Regions from separate parts of the Mus musculus genome. Here region 1 is linked to region 2. The links are chromatin contacts, found by Hi-C in ENCODE. All regions are on one chromosome and are shown on one strand. The core of a region is the stretch at or near the end of the contact, and the rest is flanking DNA. Distances in the headings are between cores, read along the strand shown. Region 1 holds the start of Klri2 (killer cell lectin-like receptor family I member 2). Region 2 holds the start of Klrd1 (killer cell lectin-like receptor, subfamily D, member 1).

The links. A loop is a pair of places that touch in the nucleus more often than their neighbours do.
Region 1: a loop to region 2 is called in a map of v-Abl transformed pro-B cells, with 2.4 times the contacts of the local background. The contact joins the promoter of Klri2 here to the promoter of Klrd1 in region 2. A Hi-C loop is called at or near these places in 3 of 37 maps with a recorded cell type or tissue (T-helper 17 cell and v-Abl transformed pro-B cells).

What each region holds. Positions count from the first base shown.
Region 1 is chr6:129,735,571-129,742,535 of GRCm38, forward strand. It overlaps Klri2 (killer cell lectin-like receptor family I member 2), which reads right to left and starts at 4,914. Exons shown (of 6, transcript NM_177155.4): 1 at 4,635-4,914; 2 at 3,498-3,590; 3 at 3,289-3,357. The coding sequence starts at 4,848.
Region 2 is chr6:129,590,241-129,596,611 of GRCm38, forward strand. Klrd1 (killer cell lectin-like receptor, subfamily D, member 1) reads left to right here and starts at 1,570. Exons shown (of 6, transcript NM_010654.4): 1 at 1,570-1,597; 2 at 3,250-3,342; 3 at 3,488-3,550; 4 at 5,170-5,321. The coding sequence starts at 1,591.

The DNA of each region.
Region 1 (6,965 bases), core at 3,664-6,163, 150 kb after region 2:
TAGAGGAAGCAGTCATCTTTCTTTCTTTCTTTCTTTCTTTCTTTCTTTCTTTCTTTCTTTCTTTCTTTCTTTCTTTCTTTCTTTCTTTCTTTCTTTCTTTCTTTCCTTCCTTCCTTCCTCCCTCCCTCCCTCCCTCCCTTCTTTCTTTCTTTTTTTCTTTCTTACTTTTTTTTTTTTTTTGAGACAGGGTTTCTCTGTGTAGCCCTGGCTGTCCTGGAACTCACTCTGTAGATGAGGCTGTCCTCAAACTCAGAAATCTGCCTGCCTCTGCCTCCCAAGTGCTGGAATTATAGGCATGTGCCACCACTGCTGGACACAATTTTTTTCTTATTGGGAAATATTTTAAAATTTATTGCTGTTTTCTTGCACCCATTATGATAATTTCCTTTTTTGTTGTTCTTGTATTTAACCTTGCTTCTTCAACAATTTCCCCCCTTTTATGCATTTTTAAATGTCTTATAAGTTTGCTATTCCTGCGTTTGTTCCAGATAAGTTTTAATTTTATTGTACACTCTGCATTAGCTTAGCCATTTTCCTATCTCTGGTCATTGAGGACTTAGTAGTGAGCTTGAATATATTTTTGATGTAACAATAGTTTTTCCCCTTCTCCTCTATTAGTCGTTCTGAGTTTTATGTCTTCAATAATAGGCTTCTCACTAAGAAGAACCCGAAATGAGATGGGATGACATCCTAACTAATGATGCACAATCACAACATGGAAGTACAAGAAACATGAAAAAGCAATGGAAAATATCATCTCCAAAAAGCATGACTCTGTCATTGCTGAGCTCAAAGAGAGGGGCATGGTGTCAAGGTATAGTTATTTCTTCTTGGCAATCATGGAACAGTGACCACCATGTAATGCTGTATGGCTGTATGTTTGCTGTATGGCAGCAAAAAAAAAATCAAGAGTAATGCAGAAAGCCATGCTTATGATACTGGACTTGGTAATACTCCCTCATGAGGTAGTGGGCACTCTACCCTTCACTGCCTTCTGCTGAGCATGGTCTCTGTGAATGACAGACTACATAGGAAGGGGAGTGTTGGCTGAGGGTGAAATTCCAGTGTGCTAGTGTGATGCTACCAATGCTAGGGTGGGACTTTCCAGTGATACAGTTGTCCTTACTCACCCATGTTCCTAAAGTAACCCCAATAAGCACAATGATATACAAAAATGGATTTCAATAAAATTATTTCTTTGGTTTGTCAGTGTCCTATGTGAAGTGTATAGATATTTCTTTACATCTTTGATGAACTATTAGTAATAATGTCCCCAAATGAATAAAATACCAGGAAAAACTATTCACCATTCTACTTGTAAAATGATCAGTGATTAGTAATTAGTAATTAGAGATTAGTAATGAATGAGATAATACAATCAAATCATGACCTTGAGAAAGTAATCAATAATATAAAGGAAAAAGTATTATGGAAGAGAAAGCCACAAGAAAATTTAAATTTCTGAAAATAAACACAAATAAGTAAATAAATAAAAAATGTTGGAAAAACTCAGTGAACCAAAAACAAAACAAAACAAAAACAAAAACAAAAACCAAACCAGAACAAAACAAAAAGCCACAAGAAAAATATCATCATTAAATAAGGACAAATAGAAAAGAAAATGAACTGAACAAAGGTGAAGGGCCTGGTCAAGAAGTACCACATTCACTGCTATAATTCATGTGGGCAATCAATGGAAATGTAAGTACAGCTTTCATGCCTGAAAAAGAGTCAAAAGCTAAGTATCTGTGGGTAGAAGGATCAGAGAAAAATAAAATAAGGTGTAGAAAAATAGAGCATAAAATATGTTCAATTAAATTGTACCAGAAATGTACACAAAGAAAGACTACGAAATGAATGTCTAAGGACAAGAAGCATTCTGAACCCCAAATAGACTGGAGTAGAGAATCCCTGTGTGGAATAATATAATAATGATATAAAGAATAAATATAATGAAAGTATGTTAAAATCAGTGAGGAAAACACAACAGCAAATGTTAAAATGTGCCTGATTTTAACAAAAATCCTCAAAGTAAAGAAAGTGTGAGATAAGATAGCTAAAAACCCAGTAATAAATAACTGTTAGCCAACCAAGATTGTGGTAGTCACCAAAGGTATCTGTCAACAGCAATTGGGAAATTTTATGTACTTCAGGGCAAATACAAGCTAAAGCAATTTGTGATGATCAATTTGGCATTGTAAAAATACACAGAAATTGTAAGCATGGATTTGTAAGTAAAACAGAGTTAACCGACAGAAGCAGGAAAGAATACATTTCATGAGCTGTGCAAGTGGGTTAAATCAATTGCAAAAGACTCCATCATGTTTCATATAATCCGCAAAACAACTAATAAAGCTAGAGGTTGGGACAATAAGCGATAATCCAACTAATCAGATAAACAGCTAGTAAAACTACAGGAAGTAGGAATGTTTGAAAACTTTTCTACAGCTCTTTGTATATATTTGTGTGTGCATGCACATGTGCATGTACACATGTTTATGTGTTTACTTGTGGAGATCAGAAGACAGCTTCAAGTATCATCCTGTAGCTGCCCCTACCTTGTGTTGTGTGTGTTTTTGTTTGTTTATAAATTTTCTTTGCAGCTTGTGGATTTCTTGATTTACTTTTGAGACAAGATCTTTCACTGACTTATAACTCACCAAGAAGTGAACTCCAGAGTTTTGTTTTAACCATAATAGGGTTAGGATTACAAAAGCGATCTTGCATGGCTTCTTGACATGGGTTCTGGGAAGCTAAGATATTCATGCTTGAAATGCAAGCCCTTTACTGACCCACTTGTCTCCAAGGACATTTGTTTTTTATTTTCCTTATTTAATGTCTAAGAGAAGAGTTGCTTGGCTGTGGGCAAACTCTTCTTGCGTAGCATCCTGGCCATATTCTGACATGCCCGTCTTTTCATATTTTTTCCGTACTCATAGTATGAAGTCCTAACACTTGGGACTATGATTTATATTTGTTGCTAGTTAATTACAATACATTTGATATTGTTTTCAAGCTATCTAGATAAGGGGACAATGTCAATAGTTCATATTTGTATTCACTATACTTATACCTAACAATGAAATAAAACAGTATTCACTTTTATTTATAATAATTTAGATTTTTTTCACATTCTACTGTTATTTTTTTCTTTCCCTGAGGGGGAAAAATGAATATAGAACACTACATTTGTTCATCGTTCTCATTGAAGTCTGTGGATCTAAGGAAGAGTCTACCCTCCTCCCCAAAAAAAGTGCTGGAAATTAATTGTAAAAAACACATACTTACCATCATTCCTGTCACATAGAGGATCAAGAAGGGAGAACTTTCTGCTTTGTTTTTCTCCTTTAGAAAATACTGCAACAAAATTGCATCAGTAATAAATAGTATTTAGCATACATTTGCTAGTGCAATATAATATTTAGTCTTCATAGTGAGTTGCTATAGCAATAGTAGGCTGATTATAAGAAGAACAAATTCTTTTTATAGTTACTTACAGCTTGGAATCAAGAAGCCCACTTTTGTGACCAAAATAATGCATAACGTTGCTAAGATGACAGTTATCATTTGCCATGTTGTCAGCCAGGGATCTAGACACAACAGAAAGAAGACAGGAGAGAGTTTCTCACTTTTAAGGCTTGAAGACAATTTCTTCTCATTCTCCCGAGTCTTCATAATACTGTCTAATTTTTCAGAGGTCAATCCTGAAGTTTCTTGGTGGCCTTACCAGCCTACTTTATGCTCCAAAGTCCTTCATGTCAACTCCTTGTTGTTTTTCTTTCTACACATTGAAGTTCAGGGTTGGTTATCACTCTTCCTACTTTAATATGCTTTATTTCTAATTCTTCCCCATTGTAAATTCATGTCTCCTTGTTGTGATCCTTTCTTTGGTGATGAAATCTTGCAAGTTGCTTCTCTCTGATAAACATTTTCTCTCAGTAGTTTCTATCTGCAGTGCTGCCTTCTAACATCAGTCCTTCCTGCCCATCCCTATCTCCATGTTGGAGATCAGCAGCTTAAATACAATGTCTTTATGGTTTTTTCCCTCTTAGTTACTGAGATGCATCTGTTCATCTTCTGACTTTCACTGCATAAGCCAATAGGAAGAAACCGTTGTCTCATGGTAAATTTACTAAAATAAACAATCATTTAAACTAAGAATCTTGTTACCCTATATTCTAACATCATTCAACCCCTAAATTTGAATACCATTAACTCACTAAGTATGAAATCTTATAAGTTTTACTTCCAAAATGTTTTTACAATTTTTCTATAATATGCCATGTGTTTGTGTGGGGCTGAATTAGGCTAAATAGTATTTTTTTAAAATCAATAATTACTTTTAAAATAACATGGGGATAAATAGAAAGAATACAACTTCTATACAGTTATGTGTACCATTCCATCAAGTAATACAATCTCTTGAGACCTGAGTCATTGATATTTTAGGGGTAATAAACAGAGACTCTTTAAGCACTAATCTGTTTCATGGTAGTATTTTGAAATAGTTAAGATGCTAAAAATGCAGACATTTAGGATAGTGTCACAATCTAATGGTTTTGAGGAGATAACAACCCACATGCAAGAATTGAGATCTAGCCTTGACAAAATACATACAAAATATATTATCATACCTATTCCTTTGCCCACATCGAATCCTGTCCTGGGCTGGGGGTGGAATATTCTGTGAACTTTCAGTTCCTGTTTTTTCTGTTCTTCTCTCCACACAGTAGATCTCTGGTCTGTCTTCGAGGGTCTCTGCTTTTCTTGAAATGTGGGAGATTTTGTTCCTATGTTAATAATCTCCTGCTTGTTTGTTCCATGTTTAATATGCTTTTTCTTGTGCATTTTTTTTAGTCCTGAAAAGACTGGACTAGCTTCCTCTCAGTCTTGGTAACTTGCCTCTACTGCTCTGCAACATCTTCCATGCAAAAAAAAAAAAAAACATAAAGAGTACAGTTCTCACTTCCTACTGCACCAGTGAGAGATGCCCTAGTTCTGATACAGTCTATGCAGAGGGAACAATGACAAGTGCATCTGTGATGATAAAAGTAAATACACACTGACAATGAAAAGCTTGCTACAGGTATAATATGTTATTCTGTGAATCTCTCTCTCTCTCTCTCTCTCTCTCTCTCACACACACACACACACATTAGTTTACTTCAAGGAGTGGTGTGATTATAAAAATATTGCTGATCAAATATTTATAAATTATAGTTATATAATTTTATAGGGGGAGGAATTAAAATATCCACTACTTTAAAAATAGATGACAAAATAATTCATAGTGATAAAAATAAAAAGAAGCTGTTAAAATTCTATCTCACACAGAGTTGCATTACTAATTTCATATAGTTTTCACCCACAACCTTTAAATAAACAAAAATGTGTATATAAAAAAAGACATGATAAAAGACTGAAAAGAATAGATAAATTGTTTAAGCTTTAGGTATATGTAGAAGAGGAAAAGCTTTTAAATACATTTCGTTAATAATAAAATTACATACAAAAATTACAAAAGCTTTCTATCATTAATCGAAAAGAAGAAGAAATGCAAATGAAAAGGTCCATGATATGACATTCTTATCTGGAAAATCATCTGTAATTGCACATGTTGGAGAGCATGCAGGAAAACAAAATGGGTATCTTTGGCATATGCAACTAGATAAGATACTAACTGTATTGTGTCCATCTTTCTAGGAAAGATTTGTCAGAAAGTTCAGAAAGCTAAATAATATGTGCACCCTACTGATTGAACCACTGTAAACACTCATAAAATAGCAGTCTACTTATATATTGTCTGATAATTGGGAAGACTGACAGTTGTTGAAAGTGTAAAGTAAAGACTGGAGCTTAGAAATTCATTGTGTTTAGGAAGAGACCATCAGTACTGAGGTAAAATCTTGGAAGTGTTTTCTGAGAGCACATCGATGATGTGTACTTCTGGGTATCAGCTGAACTTGGTAGTGTAAGAGCCACCTAGATGGCACTAATTTTGAAAGAGTGAAGAAGTCATATAGAGCATCTGAGGCTTGGCACTGTGAGAAGCCCGAGAAGACTGTTGTCTGAGGTTATATCCTCAGTGACAACAGAAGACCTCATTCATTTAGAGATATTAGTACAATGGGATGACCAATAAGAACAGCAGCATTTTTGGAGTAGATTCTGCCTGAGCTTAGAGGCCAAGCTGTGTGTGCTGCAGACAGCAGACTAGTAAAGTGAGTCAAATCTCTTAGAGGAATTCATCAGATTGAGAATGAGCTCAAGACATTGAAAATTGAGTTATACTGTTGGAGATTGGTTTAGCTATGTTCACATTATGTCTTGACCTGCTTCTTCCCTATAGACAAACATTAGATGGAGTTTGGATCTTTTGTGGAAGATTTGGCAGAATGATTGAGGAACCCAGATGGGATAGAGGAACAACTAGTCTGCAGTCTTGCAGGCTCCCAGAAACTAAACCAGTAATCAAAGAGCATGCAAGAGCTTGACCTAACCCCAGCACATATTACATACAGAGCAGATATGCAGCCAGCATGGTCTTCAAGCAGGTCTTCCAACTATGGGAGTGGGTTTTTCCCTGATTGTGTTGGCTGCCTTGGTCATTTTCTTAATTACTGATTTATGGGGGAGGGCACAGCCCATTATTACCCCTGGGCTGGTGGTCCTGAATTCTCTAAGAAAGCAGGATGAGCAAGACATGAGGAACAAGTCAGTAAGCAGCACCCCTCCATGGCCTTTGAGTCATCCCCTGGCTCCAGATCACTGACCAGTTTGAGTTCCTGTCATGATTTCTGTGATGTAGAAGCATAAGCTCAATAACTCTTCTTCCCCTGCCACCAAAAACAGAAATGTCGAGGGCAAAAGAGGTAAACCAACTGCAAGACGATGGGACTCATCACTCTATTGCTTATAGAATGATCACATTCCATGACTTCATAAAAACTATTTCCCCTTAAGAT
Region 2 (6,371 bases), core at 320-2,819:
GTGTGCTTTGTAGCCTGGTGCACAATGGGAGGGCACAGTCTTTACAAGCACTGAAAAAAAAATAAGTATCTCCATTGGGATGCTTTTACCAAGCTGTTGTACAGTCTAGGTGCACATGTCTAGGTATAGAGAACTCTCCATTGCTCACATCTTCAGTGGGCATTAAATTCCCTTTCTCGGATCTTTCCTCAATCTTTCAAAGATGTAATTATTAAAGTCACCACTTGCTTTGAACAAATTCTCTTTGTTCAAAGAGCAGTAGACTTAAGAGCAGGGGAAGCAGAGGGAAGAGATGAACATTGGAAGAATTTATTATTATCTGAAACAGATTCAGTGAAGCTCAATATCCCACTGAGTATTATGTGAGTTATGAGATGCTCAACACCCTATGTTCTGTGATCTCAATTCCAATGTTACTGAACTGTATCAAATCCTGATTTATTTCCTTAAAGGCCAGCCTGGTGATAATTTGTCAGCACTGTGTACTCCCATGTGTTGGAACATCAAGGTTTCCAGAAGTTTTAAGAGAAAAAAAAAAGTAAAGGTCATATATATAGGGGTGTATACAGTATTTGTCCAGAGTTTATCAGATATTCAAGAGAGATGATTGGGGAACATGAGATGTGTGTTGAGTGGAGATGAGTAGGAGGGATGGCAAGGAGTGTAAACAATTCATTTACCTGTGTACAAAATGAGAGCAAAATCAAGGATAGCTAGTAGTTTAGAAAGAATTAATGGGAAGATTAAAAGTGTGTGTTGGGGAGAGAGAGATGGGAAGAGAGAAGGTGGGGAGAGGGAGAGAGATCAGGGAAGAAAGAAAAGTGAGAAAACACAATAATACTGAATTCTTTCTGGGTCTTGCTGACTATGGTTGGGGTCAGTGATCAGGGAGCAGAAACACAGAACAAGTATTGGATATCCCAACAGTTTGTACTAAAGATGGGAAATATCAACCCAGAATGTGCAAGTCCAAGGATGTGCTTGGTTTGAGATAAATTCCATGTATGCTTTGGTAAAAGACTGGGCATCAAGCTTAAGTAACCTTAGTCAAATCAGCACTTCTGTGCCTCAGTTTCCCCACTATCAAATTTGGTATTTTCTTTATTAAGCGATCAGATAATATGTGATTTAAAATTTGTTTAACACAAAATAAATAAGTATTTCTTTATTTTGAAGGTAGTAATTCTGTGTGGGATTTTATGATACCAAGTGAGTTTACCATGGTTTATACACCTCTCCATTATTTTCTAAACTGCTTTTAGGGACGACTTTGATGTGTGCACATTGAAAACAATCTTCCTCCAACCTTATTTTGCTGTGGTGTTTTGTACCAAAACTAAAAGAGCAAATTTCCTGTGTGCAGTGGTTCCTGGGTCTTGTTCAAAGCTTGCAGTCTTTCTTCTGCTCATTCCCACTGTGCATCTGTGTCCCACCAACAGATGATTCAATAGCACCGCCACAACACACAGTGTTTCTTCCTCTTTTAATGCTTACTGTCTCCTCCGTAGCTTCCTGCTCAGCCCTGTGGTCCACACCGTTCTTTAAAAAGCACAAACACATCTCTGCACCATCCTTGGAACATCACTTCTCATGGCAGGTATGTGTGCCCCTGTCAGCAGATGTAATAGTAGTGATAAAATAATAACCAGGAAGGATGCCTCTTGTATTAACTAACTTCAAGGAGGGTTTAAAAAAATAAAACAGAAAGCATATAATCTGCAGTAGATATTTTTAGACTTTCTGTGCTTTGATGCTTTCTGTGTTCATTGTTTTCTCGATTCTGTGTTTTGAAACTTGAACATGATTTTATGAAGTGCATACTTTTGTAAACTTTTCCTAACTGAGTTAGCAAGTGGTGTCTATTAGGCATCATGTTAAATTCAGAATAAAACAGAAATTAAATTGATCAACACACACCATATTTCTAACATGGGGACAAAGATGGCCAAATATAAAGGACACTTAAAACTTTATAACTTTTCTTGCTGTGTTGTGGCCTTGCAAAATCACTCAGGCTCACTGACACTGTGTGCTGTTGTTAGCAGTAGAACTATTTTTGACAGTATTGCGTTACTAATACAGATTCTTCTCATATCGAAATATCTTAGCCAATAGGCAAGTGATTTTGAATATGACCTAACATAATGTTTAAGAACAGAAATTCAAAGGCTGGCTTTGTGTCATAATTCAAGGTGCTGTTAATTGAACCCAGATCCTCAATTTATGCTTGTTATGGAACCTCCTGCCATACCAGGTCTAGAAGGTTCCTTTTTATTTTCCTGCAGACATTAACAAACCACTAATCAAAAAATGGTCTGTGTTCAAAGGGACCCCATTCCATCATGGTATTCTCCTGACAAGGATGGTATATAATAAATAACAGACTCTAGGTCTTGACAATATTCTGTTTGGTTTTGAGTGGGCCCTTACTAACTTTATATCTTAAGAAAATAGCATTGTGATTACTGCCCCTCCCCCTTTAAAAAATCATCTCTTTAACACAAAACTTTTTATTCATGACATTCTTGAGAGAAAAAAATGATTATTAAGCAAGCCCACCAAGCGTCATGACTGCTTGTGGATCTATTCTAACCATAGAGATAAGTTTCACTGCTGATTTAAAGAGTCAGAGGTAAATGACTCTAATGAGGCAGAAAATATGTATGAATAACCTCATCAAAGAACAAGGTATACCACTTCAAAAGATTGCTAATGGGTGGTCTTCTGAAGGAACATCTTCGTTCTCCAGTGTTCCACTAGAGAGAGGTGTCTGCACCACTAAAGGAAGAAGTTTTCAGGTTCATTCTTAATGGTTTCTGTTCTTAAGAACGTCATCCACAATGAAGGAGCTAGAGAAAGTACCCAAGGATGGGAAGGGGTCTGCAACCCTATAGGAGGAACAACAATATGAACTAACCAGTAACCCCAGAGCTCGTGTCTCTACCTGCATATGTAGCAAAGGATAGCCTAGTTGGCCATAAATGGGATGAGAGGTCTTTGGTCTTGCAAAGATGATATGCCCCAGTATAGGGTAATGCCAGGGCCAGGAAGTGGGAGTGGGTGGGTTGGGGAGCAGGGGGAGGGGAAGGGTATAGGGATTTTTGGAGAGGAAACTAGGAAAGGGGATAGCATTTGAAATGTAAATGAATAAAATATCTAATAAAAAAAAGGAAAAAAAAGAACGTCATCTTCTATGTCTGCACTTTCATCTGTTAGTCATTAATGTATGTGTTTGGTATTTTTTTATAGTTTCTAGGATCACTCGGTGGAGACTGATGTCTGTCATCTTTGGAATAAAATGTCTTTTCTTGATGGTTACTTTGGGAGTTTTGCTGATAAATTGTAAGTGTTCCTAAGCAAGTATATAGGAAAAAAATCAACATTGTGATTAAATAATTTAATAATAAACATTTAATTTTTCTAATGTGTAATATTTTATTTCATAAATACATGTCAAACTAAGCAAGTCTATAATAATTTCTTATAGCATTTACTATACAGAACATTCAATCAACACCTTCTCCAACCACCACTGTAGAATTCCAGGAAGGTAGGTTCCATTTTTCTTTCTAAATCTTCATGACTCAGAGAGGATAAAACAGAGAAGCTCATTCTACAGCATGGTTTCATTGAGTAAAATGGTCCCCCCGCCCTTTTTTTGTTCTGTATTAAAATTACATTGAATGTAAGCAGCGTAAGACATACTTTATATAAACACTACATGCAGAGGTTCATTTTTTCCTCAGAGTTTTAGAAGTTTTGGACTGTGTTCTTCTGGGCCTGCCTGCCTTTTTTTTTTGCAGCTCAGTTGAGACATTGTGCCACGGTGGAAGCATGTGTGGGTGATCAGCCACTCATGTAGTAGCTAGAAAGCAAAGGGGAGGAAGGAGAAAATGAAGAGGAGAGCTGCCACTCTCCAAGTAAGAGCCTCCCCTAGCACCCTAGAAAGAACCACTGTACCCCACATTTAAAAGTCGGTGGTACTGCTGCCTTATCACAACTTGCATGCAAATTTTCTTACATATAGATCTTGGAGGAAAATCTCAGGTCCAAAGTCTCCCATAAAATTGTCATCATTCTCATAAAAAGAGAACGCTCTATTCTGAAGCAGAACATACATGTTTCCTAACGAGTGTTCACGACTCGTTAAATGACAATACACATTACAGACAAATATTATTTTGCATTTTCTAACAAACTACGCTTTCATATTCTTCTCTTTCTTTGGCTTCTGTTTTTCTTTTTTTTTTAAAGATTTATTTATTTATTGTATGTAAATACACTGTAGCTGTCCTCAGACACTCCAGAAGAGGGCGTCAGATCTCGTTATGGATGGTTGTGAGCCACCATGTGGTTGCTGGGATTTGAACTTCGGACCTTCGGAAGAGCAGTCGGGTGCTCTTACCCACTGAGCCATCTCACCAGCCCGGCTTCTGTTTTTCAGAATGCAGTATAGACATCTCTATAAGAATAGACCTTACTCATAAAGGATAGGCCCAAACTCTATTTTAATATTTTTTTTTCTAATGCTCCTCAAGTTTATAGCTTTCTGATCATACAGTTAATTTTTTATTTTATCTCAATTTTAGTGCCATTTATGTGATAAAGATTTGAGTGCCTTAATGTATCATGATATTTATTATTGAGGAAGAGAGGTGCTAAAGATACACTGTCACCCCTAAACTGTCAATCAGATTTAAAGCTAGTTGGCTTATATATGTTCATGCTTTAAAAAAGAAAATAAAAAATCTTTTAAAGCACTGTAGCCTTCTCTGACTTAGGGAATTTGTGGGATGTCTCCCCTGTGAGTTTGTTTCCTCTAGTTATTGGACATTCACCGACATGCTCAGCTGTGGGTACATCCTCAAAGTTGTTCTTCTAGCTCTGGTCCCGTCCTGTTCTCTGCTATCGGCTAGATTTATTTTATCGTCTCATCTAGTTATCACGAATCATAGCAAAGGATTGAGAATGATGTCATTCTGAATCTATCTTTAGAATATCCTCTCCACGAGGCAAAGCGTTTAGATGAATAATACCAAGATGTGATGTGTACTACACATTCTGAAGGAATGTTTGTAGGAAAAGAAATTAATAGCAAACAAAATAATCTTTGAATGCCAAGGAGTGCCAAAGAAGTTGGAATCTGTTAGGATGTGCTTTGCCTTTTAGTTTCTGAATGCTGTGTTTGCCTGGACAAGTGGGTTGGGCATCAGTGCAATTGTTACTTTATTTCCAAAGAAGAAAAGTCTTGGAAAAGAAGCAGAGATTTCTGTGCTTCGCAGAATTCCAGCCTTCTTCAGCCCCAATCCAGAAATGAATTGGCAAGTACTTCATTGTTTTTTACATTCTTTCACACTTACTAACATGCTACCTGACAAAACTGGCCACTCTCACGTAAGTCTTTACTACCAGGTCGACAGTGATGGTTCTGTCTGAGTTCATGGCCCTCATGATGTACCTTGAAATATACACTAGAAAGCACACACAAAAAAAGTCTTCAAAGATTTGTATTATAGGGGTTAATATATTAATAGATTAGGAGTTAATGTGCAAACCTCCAACATTTCCAGAATTAGTAGGCTAGTATTATTTTATTATATAATTTATTTTTTAATTAGGTATTTTCTTCATTTACATTTCAAATGCTATCCCAAAAGTCCCCTAGACCCTCCCCACCACTCCCCTACCCACCCACTTCCACTTCTTGACCCTTACTGAGGTATATAAAGTTTGCAAGACCAAGGGACCACTCTTCCCAATGATGGTTGACTAGGCCATCTTCTGATACATATGCAGCTAGAGACACAAGCTCCGGGGTACTGGTTAGTTCATATTGTTGTTCCACCTATAGGAGGACCAAAAGAGGAACTTTCAATTATTAATTATTACTATTATTAATTATTATTATTCAATTATTACTTATTGGAGCAGAATACACAAGCTTGTGCATGTTATATGGCTTTTTGTCATCTTTCTGGAATGTAAAGTAAAACCAGTAACAGATGATGTGATCATAAAATTACTCAAATCATTATTATTGTTATTGTGTGTGTCATAGGGGATTGAACCTAGGAATTGAGGCATGCCTGTTAGGCACCCTATCATTTTTTTTTTTAAATTTACTATGTGCTTTGAGACAGAGGCAGATATTCCTAGATTTCCTTTAAGCTCCTTTTATGGCCTTCAAATTGAACTTCTGCTTCAGCCTCCTAAGCTCCAGGGATTGCAGGCCTGTACCACCAGGTTCATCTTGGAAAGAACTCAGCTCTTATGAAAAAATTCTCAAGTTGTTCATGCCCTGCTCAGGTTGGAGAGGTTACAAGATGCTGGCACTGGGATCACATTTGATCTGTGATTCCATGAAGAAACTG